Regions from separate parts of the Homo sapiens genome. Here region 2 is linked to region 1. A link is a contact called in ENCODE Hi-C or POLR2A ChIA-PET data. All regions are on one chromosome and are shown on one strand. The core of a region is the stretch at or near the end of the contact, and the rest is flanking DNA. Distances in the headings are between cores, read along the strand shown. Region 1 holds the start of RPS24 (ribosomal protein S24). Region 2 holds the start of NUTM2E (NUT family member 2E).

What was found. A loop is a pair of places that touch in the nucleus more often than their neighbours do. ChIA-PET counts read pairs that join two places held with the same protein, here RNA polymerase II (POLR2A). Pooled maps may share reads with other maps.
Region 2: a map of CD8-positive, alpha-beta T cell shows a loop between it and region 1 (20-fold over the local background). The contact joins the promoter of NUTM2E here to the promoter of RPS24 in region 1. A Hi-C loop is called at or near these places in 1 of 168 maps with a recorded cell type or tissue (CD8-positive, alpha-beta T cell) and 4 of 50 pooled maps. POLR2A ChIA-PET finds 5 or more read pairs at or near these places in 1 of 52 experiments (activated CD8-positive, alpha-beta memory T cell).

What each region holds. Positions count from the first base shown.
Region 1 is chr10:78,032,416-78,035,699 of GRCh38, reverse strand. RPS24 (ribosomal protein S24) reads right to left here and starts at 1,837. Exons shown (of 6, transcript NM_033022.4): 1 at 1,796-1,837; 2 at 283-348; 3 at 1-189. The coding sequence starts at 1,798. RefSeq lists an enhancer at 1,508-2,037.
Region 2 is chr10:79,825,489-79,828,188 of GRCh38, reverse strand. NUTM2E (NUT family member 2E) reads right to left here and starts at 1,450. Exons shown (of 10, transcript NM_001355263.2): 1 at 832-1,450. NUTM2B-AS1 (NUTM2B antisense RNA 1) reads left to right here and starts at 1,595. Exons shown (of 7, transcript NR_120613.1): 1 at 1,595-1,991. It overlaps LOC642361 (a long non-coding RNA gene), which reads right to left and starts at 2,287. Exons shown (of 1, transcript NR_029407.1): 1 at 587-2,287. RefSeq lists an enhancer at 1,966-2,564.

The sequences.
Region 1 (3,284 bases), core at 588-3,087:
TTCATTTTTCTTTGCATAATCCAGGGAATCATAAATCATGCCAAAGCCAGTTGTCTTGCCACCACCAAAATGAGTTCTGAATCCAAATACAAAGATGACATCCGGTGTGGTCTTGTACATTTTGGCTAGTTTTTCCCGAATTTCTGTCTTAGGCACTGTCGCCTTCCCGGGGTGAAGGACATCAATGACCTAAAAGGAGATATCAAGTTTAGCATTCAGTATGATAAAATACATCTTTAGAGTAAAGGACAATTAAGCAAAGATTGATGTGCCCTTCCTTACCATTTGTTTCCTCTGAAGTAGTCGGTTGGTCATGAACTTTCTAGTGCGGATAGTTACGGTGTCGTTCTGAAAACATAAACACTCTGGTTAATAAAACTACTCCAACTTTTCTTGGCCTTGCTGTGATTTTCCAAGACCTAGAATGTTGCAGTCCAATTTGTAGCCATTAGTCATGTAGCGAACTAAAGTAAATAAAACCCACTGGGCAAGGCCAAACTCACAGGATACACCTAAGGAATACATAAAATACCAGGAAAACACAATGGTTTTACACATGAATCTGTACAACTTACTTCACTAGGTTATGTGTATCTCTGGGGCAGGGTTTCTCAACCTCAGCACTACTGATATTTCCATATGGATAATTCCATATGGATATGTTGTGGGGACTGTATGTTTTAGAATAACTATAAAAATCCCAGCCCTCTAACCACTAGATGCCGGAAGCACTTCCCACCTTTCCCAGTTGTGACAATCAAAAATGTCTCCAGACTTAGCCAACTGTTCCCTTAGGAGAAAAATCACTCCGGGTTGAGAATCACTTCTCTGGGGTAAAAACTGCTGTGGCTCATATAAAGGTCACTCAATGAACTGTGTTTATCATGTCTTGCACAAATGTGCCCCAAACCTTGTACTCACTACCTACATGTAATCTATCCTTCTAGAATGGCCATAGCAGAGATCAGAGAAAACGATATTCCCTTCTGAAGGACTGAACTGCACCTTTACTTAATACCTAACAAAAAATGTGGGCATTAAGCAATTTATGCTAACAATTTTACCAAAAAGGAGGCGCAAGAGACTTTCATGGCAGCAAATAACTTCCTAGACTTTCTCCATTTTACTTTGAGAAACCACACCAAATTAAATCCACGTCAGTGGTACTCAATTCTTGAAAGTAACGGATCAAAGGTAAGGAGAAAAAAAAAAGATTGCTGGTAAAGTTAAAAACGGATGCTGGAGGAGCTAATAACGCATGACTTAGGGCAGGACTACCTTTTTATAACATCTCTTTCCAGGGCCTGTTTCCCCACTATGAAACATGAAGATCCATCCAGCTGACAAGTTTTCTAGCTTACACGTGGGAATGGTTTCACTTGCCGCAACTCGCCCAGGCGCTGCCCGCACCTTCTTCACCTCTTGTACTGCCATCACCTGCAAGCCGCCTACCTAGCCCAATGAGGAACTGCAGACGAGATGTGCCTCCCAGTGTCCATCTATCCCGCCCGCCCCCTACCCCCATCCACCGTGCTCCACGAAGTCAACAAGCGCAACAGCTCCTGCACTGCCCAGGCGCTGGAGCCCGAAGCCCAGCGTGTCCGGGTCTACAGCGCAGCCCGCCAGCCCGGACGCCCTGCCAACAGCCCCGAGCCCCTCGACAACCATCCTCTGACAGAAACGGCCAGAGAAGAGCAACCGGGCTTCGCGTGCCTATAGCTCAAGTACTGGGACCCAGGGACCACGGATGGCTCGGATACGCGGCAGATGACTGCACGGGCCCAGGGAGACTCACCATGATGGCGATCTATCTTCAGACAGCCAAGGAGGAAAAGAGAACCACGATTCGCCGGCCAATCATATCAACGCGCACGGAAGGACCCCGGGAAGAGCCGGCGTGGGGGCGTGGGCGCGCCACGAGGCTGACCGCGCCGATGCCTGATTTAGGCTGCCTACGGCCCCGCCTCACAGACTTTTGGCCACACCCCTGGAACTCTAGACTGACCAATCCAGAACCAGAACAACTCGAGCCGACTAGGTTTACGCAAGCAGGTGTTCAATTTCAGTTCAATTCATTATGTTGAATTGTACGTATTTGAATTCCGGTAAACCAAATTAGTTTAAATTGCCTTCTTCCGAGTTAGAGGTGGGTAAACTTGGAAAGCATTTTAGGATATCCTCTCTAACAGTCTCCTCGTTATATGGCTAGGGAAACTGCAGAAACCCTGACTCTAAAACCTTTGTTATTTCAAGTACTTAACATTGCCCATTCTAATTTATTATTCATGAGTATTATTTCTGTGACTTTTATGACGAATCTTTACTTTAAAAGATCTCTTTAATTTGTATTTTTCTGCAAATCTTGGTCATTATGCAAAATTAGATTTTGAAAAATATTTGGCCGGGCGCGATGGCCACGCCTGTAATCCCAGCACTTTGGGAGGGCAAGGCGGGCGGATCACCTGAGGTCAGGAGTTCGATACCAGCCTGGCCAACATGGCGAAACCACGTATCTACGAAAATAAATAAATAAATAAATACAAAATACAAAATTAGCGGGGCGTGGTGGCTCATGCCTGTAATCCCAGCTACTCGGGAGGCTGAGGCAGGAGAATCGCCAGAACCCGGGAAGCAAAGGTTGCAGTGGGCCGAGATCACACCATTGCACTCCAGCCTGGGCAACAGGAGCGAAAATCCGTCTCAGAAAAAAAAAAAAAAGAAAAGAAAAAAAAGGAAAAAAAAATTGGAAGCCAGGGGCAGTGGCTCACGCCTATAATCCCAACACTTTGGGAGGCCGAAGCAGGTAGATGACCTGAGGTCAGAAGTTCGATACCAGCCTGGGCAAAATGGCGAAACCCCGTCTCTACTACAAAAAAAAAAAAATTGGCCGGGCGTGGTGGTGCATGCCTCTAATCCCAGCTATCTGGGAGGCTGAGACAGGAGAATCGCTTGAACCCGGGAGGCGGAGGTTGCAGTGGGCCGAGATCGCACCATTGCACTCCGCCTGGGCAATAAGAGCGAAACTCCGTCTCAGAAAAAAAAAAAAAAAAAGGAAAAAAAAATTGATTGCTCCAGAAATATTTTCTTTAACGTGAAACAGACATGTAAAGAATGTAAATATATATGTTCCGGAGAAATAATAAGAAGAATTTCCCAAATGTTAGTGCAGACGAGGTGTCCAAGGTGCAGGCTTTGCGGGCAGCTTTCCTATTTTCTTTTTTTTTTTTTCCTGAGACAGAGTCTAGCTCTTGTCACCCAGGTTGGAGAGCAATGGCTTCATCGCG
Region 2 (2,700 bases), core at 201-2,700, 1.8 Mb before region 1:
ATCATTTTCAATATCCTTAAATTATGCTTACATCCTTAAATCAGTTGCCTCATTCTGAAAGCACATAGTCTGTAACTCATAAAAAACACCTGTCGGCCGGGCACGGTGGCTCACGCCTGTAATCCCAGCACTTTGGGAGGCCGAGGTGGGCGTATCACCTAAGGTCGGGAGTTTGCGACCAGCCTGACCACCATGGAGAAACCCCGTCTCTAATAAAAACACAAAAAATTAGCCGGGCGCGGTGGTGCATGCCTGTAATCCCAGCTACTTGGGAGGCTGAGGTAGGAGAATCACTTGAACTTGGGAGGCGGAGGTTGCGGTGAGCCAAGATCGTGCCAGCCTGGGCAACAATAGCAAAACTCCGTATCACAAAAAAAAACAAAAAAAAAAAAACAAAAAAAAAACCACTAAATAATTCATTTAGTATGGGAGAGTGTGAGGAAGCAGAAAATTAAAAAAAAAATAGACCAGCAATAATGTCACTTTTTCATGAATTTGTTAGTTCTTTCTGGGCTCCACTTACAGTTACTTTCCCATTCTTCCCTGCACACCGTCAACACATAAGGACTCAAATTAAGATGATGTATATGTTTACACTCCAAAATTTTTTTTTTTTTTTTTTGTGAGCATGGGGCTGTATTTTAATACAAGAAAGACATTGCTCTAGAACATGGCTCGCCTTTGCTTCAGGGCCTAGCAGTTTATTTTAGCCATAAGGGTAAGGGAGCAGGTCAGAAATGACTTTTAGTGTAATCCTATCTGTAATTAAAAATACAAATGCTGTCATAAGATCAAATGTTATCAAAAATCAGTATTTAAAATTAAATTTACCCCCAAATTTCTTTCAAAAAAGTTGTAATGTTCTTTTTCAGTGAAGCCTTTGCACTGCTAGAGCTGAAGAATGTGATCAATCGGCTTGTTGAATAATCCCGCACAGTAGGTATTCCGCTGAAGCCAACTCTAGCTGGGGGCTCGAGAGCGAAAGACACAGATGGGGCCCTGCCGCCCCTCGAAGAGTCGGATGGGCGCGCCCGTCCCCGGTGCATCAAGAGGCTGGCCCGGCCAGGGGCGAGGGGCTCGCACCGAACCCCGCGCACCTCGCCGCGGGCGGGGCTGGGCCGTAGTCGGCTCGATTTAAGGCTGGTATCCAAGGCTGCGGCCGGTCAGGCGAGGCGAGGCGACGTGAGCGAGGGTGCTTAGGGAGAACAGCCGCTGGCAGCTCAATGCTGGGTGGCTAACGCTCGACGGTGCCCGGCAGCAACCCGGCCGACACCCCGACCCGGATCCCGAGCTGCGTCGCGGACGATGCCGCGGGCCCGTCCGGGACTACGACTCCCGACGGGCTCTGCGATCGCTCCGGGGCGGCCCAGCGTGCACTGCGCCGGCCAGTTTGACAGCCGGGCGCCCTACTCGGCTAGCTCTGCTCCCAGCGAGGGACGCTGGCCTTCTCGCGGCTTTCCCCCGATATCTCTCTTTATTCCAGCTGCCTGAAACTCGGTCCCACGAATGGCAGGCAGCGTCCAAAATTCAACCCCGTAAAGCCAGCACCAGCCAATAAAGCGCACGGATGGAGGCCACGTGACAGCAGTGGGCCGGCCCTCCGGCTGAGCCCTGATCTCTATGGTTTCCGCGGCTCGCTAGAAGGAGTGTGGTCCACCGGAGGACTCCCTACATTCTTCCTCCATTACCTCACTGCCTCCGGTGGCTGCTGGGATACCGGAGGACTCGGGTCCCGGCTCGACTCAGTCCTCCAGCCGCCCGGGGAATACCTCTAGTTCTTCCCGGCCGCCGCCGCCGCCGCCGCCCCGCCGCTTCCTCCTCCGCCTGCCGGCCTCCTTCGCCCCGTCCCGTCCGCGCAGCGCGTCCGGCCCGCCCGCAGGCCAGCTTCTCTCGGGAGCCCCCACCCAGGCGCATGGCTCCATGAAGCAAGAGGAGGAGGCAGAGCGCGAGAGGTCCCGTCCGCCCCAGCCGCGTCTGGGCCAGGATAAAAGGTGGGAAACTCGGGCTGCGCCGCACCCTTCTCCCCGCTGCCGGGCCAGGCCTCCCTCGGTCCGCCGCCGCCTTGCCCGCCGGGCCTGTTCTCGCCGGGGCGGGCGGCGGGGCCGGGAAGAGACCCCGCGGTCCTGGGGCGAGGGTCCGGGGGCAGCGTGGGGGAGGGGTCCCGGGCGGCGGGCGGGGCCTCAGGCCATGTCCCAGCGGAGGGCAGGGGGTCGGGAGGCACTGCCGGGGAGGGGCAGGCGGCGCCGTGCCCCGGGCCGCGAGGCTCGGCTCCCGCTCCTGGTCCTTGTCTGCACTCCCTCCAGGAAGCAGGCTCGCTCGCTGTAATGTTTGGTGGTCTCCGGCGCCGCCTGGTGGCCCCCACCCACCGTCCCGCCGCCCCGCCGCCCCCTCCCCCGCCCGGCGTCTGGATTCCACCCCCGCGGCTCGGCCCAAGCTGCTCTACCTGTCGCTCCATCGTCTCCCCAACTCCCCAGCGCCCCGGGCCCTCTTTCCTCTTACCCTCGTTTCTCACCTTTCACCCTGTCCCTCGGCCCGCTTTTCCCCTCCCCGCTCTGTCCTGTCGTTTTCTTAACACTCTTCACACGCGCACTTCCTCCTCCTCCTCTTCTCTTTTTCCCACCCCTACCTTTGGGCCCTCCTTCCTTAACCTCCGCTGGCCCCCCATTCCATGATCCGTCCACCTGACACGCTGGGTTTCAT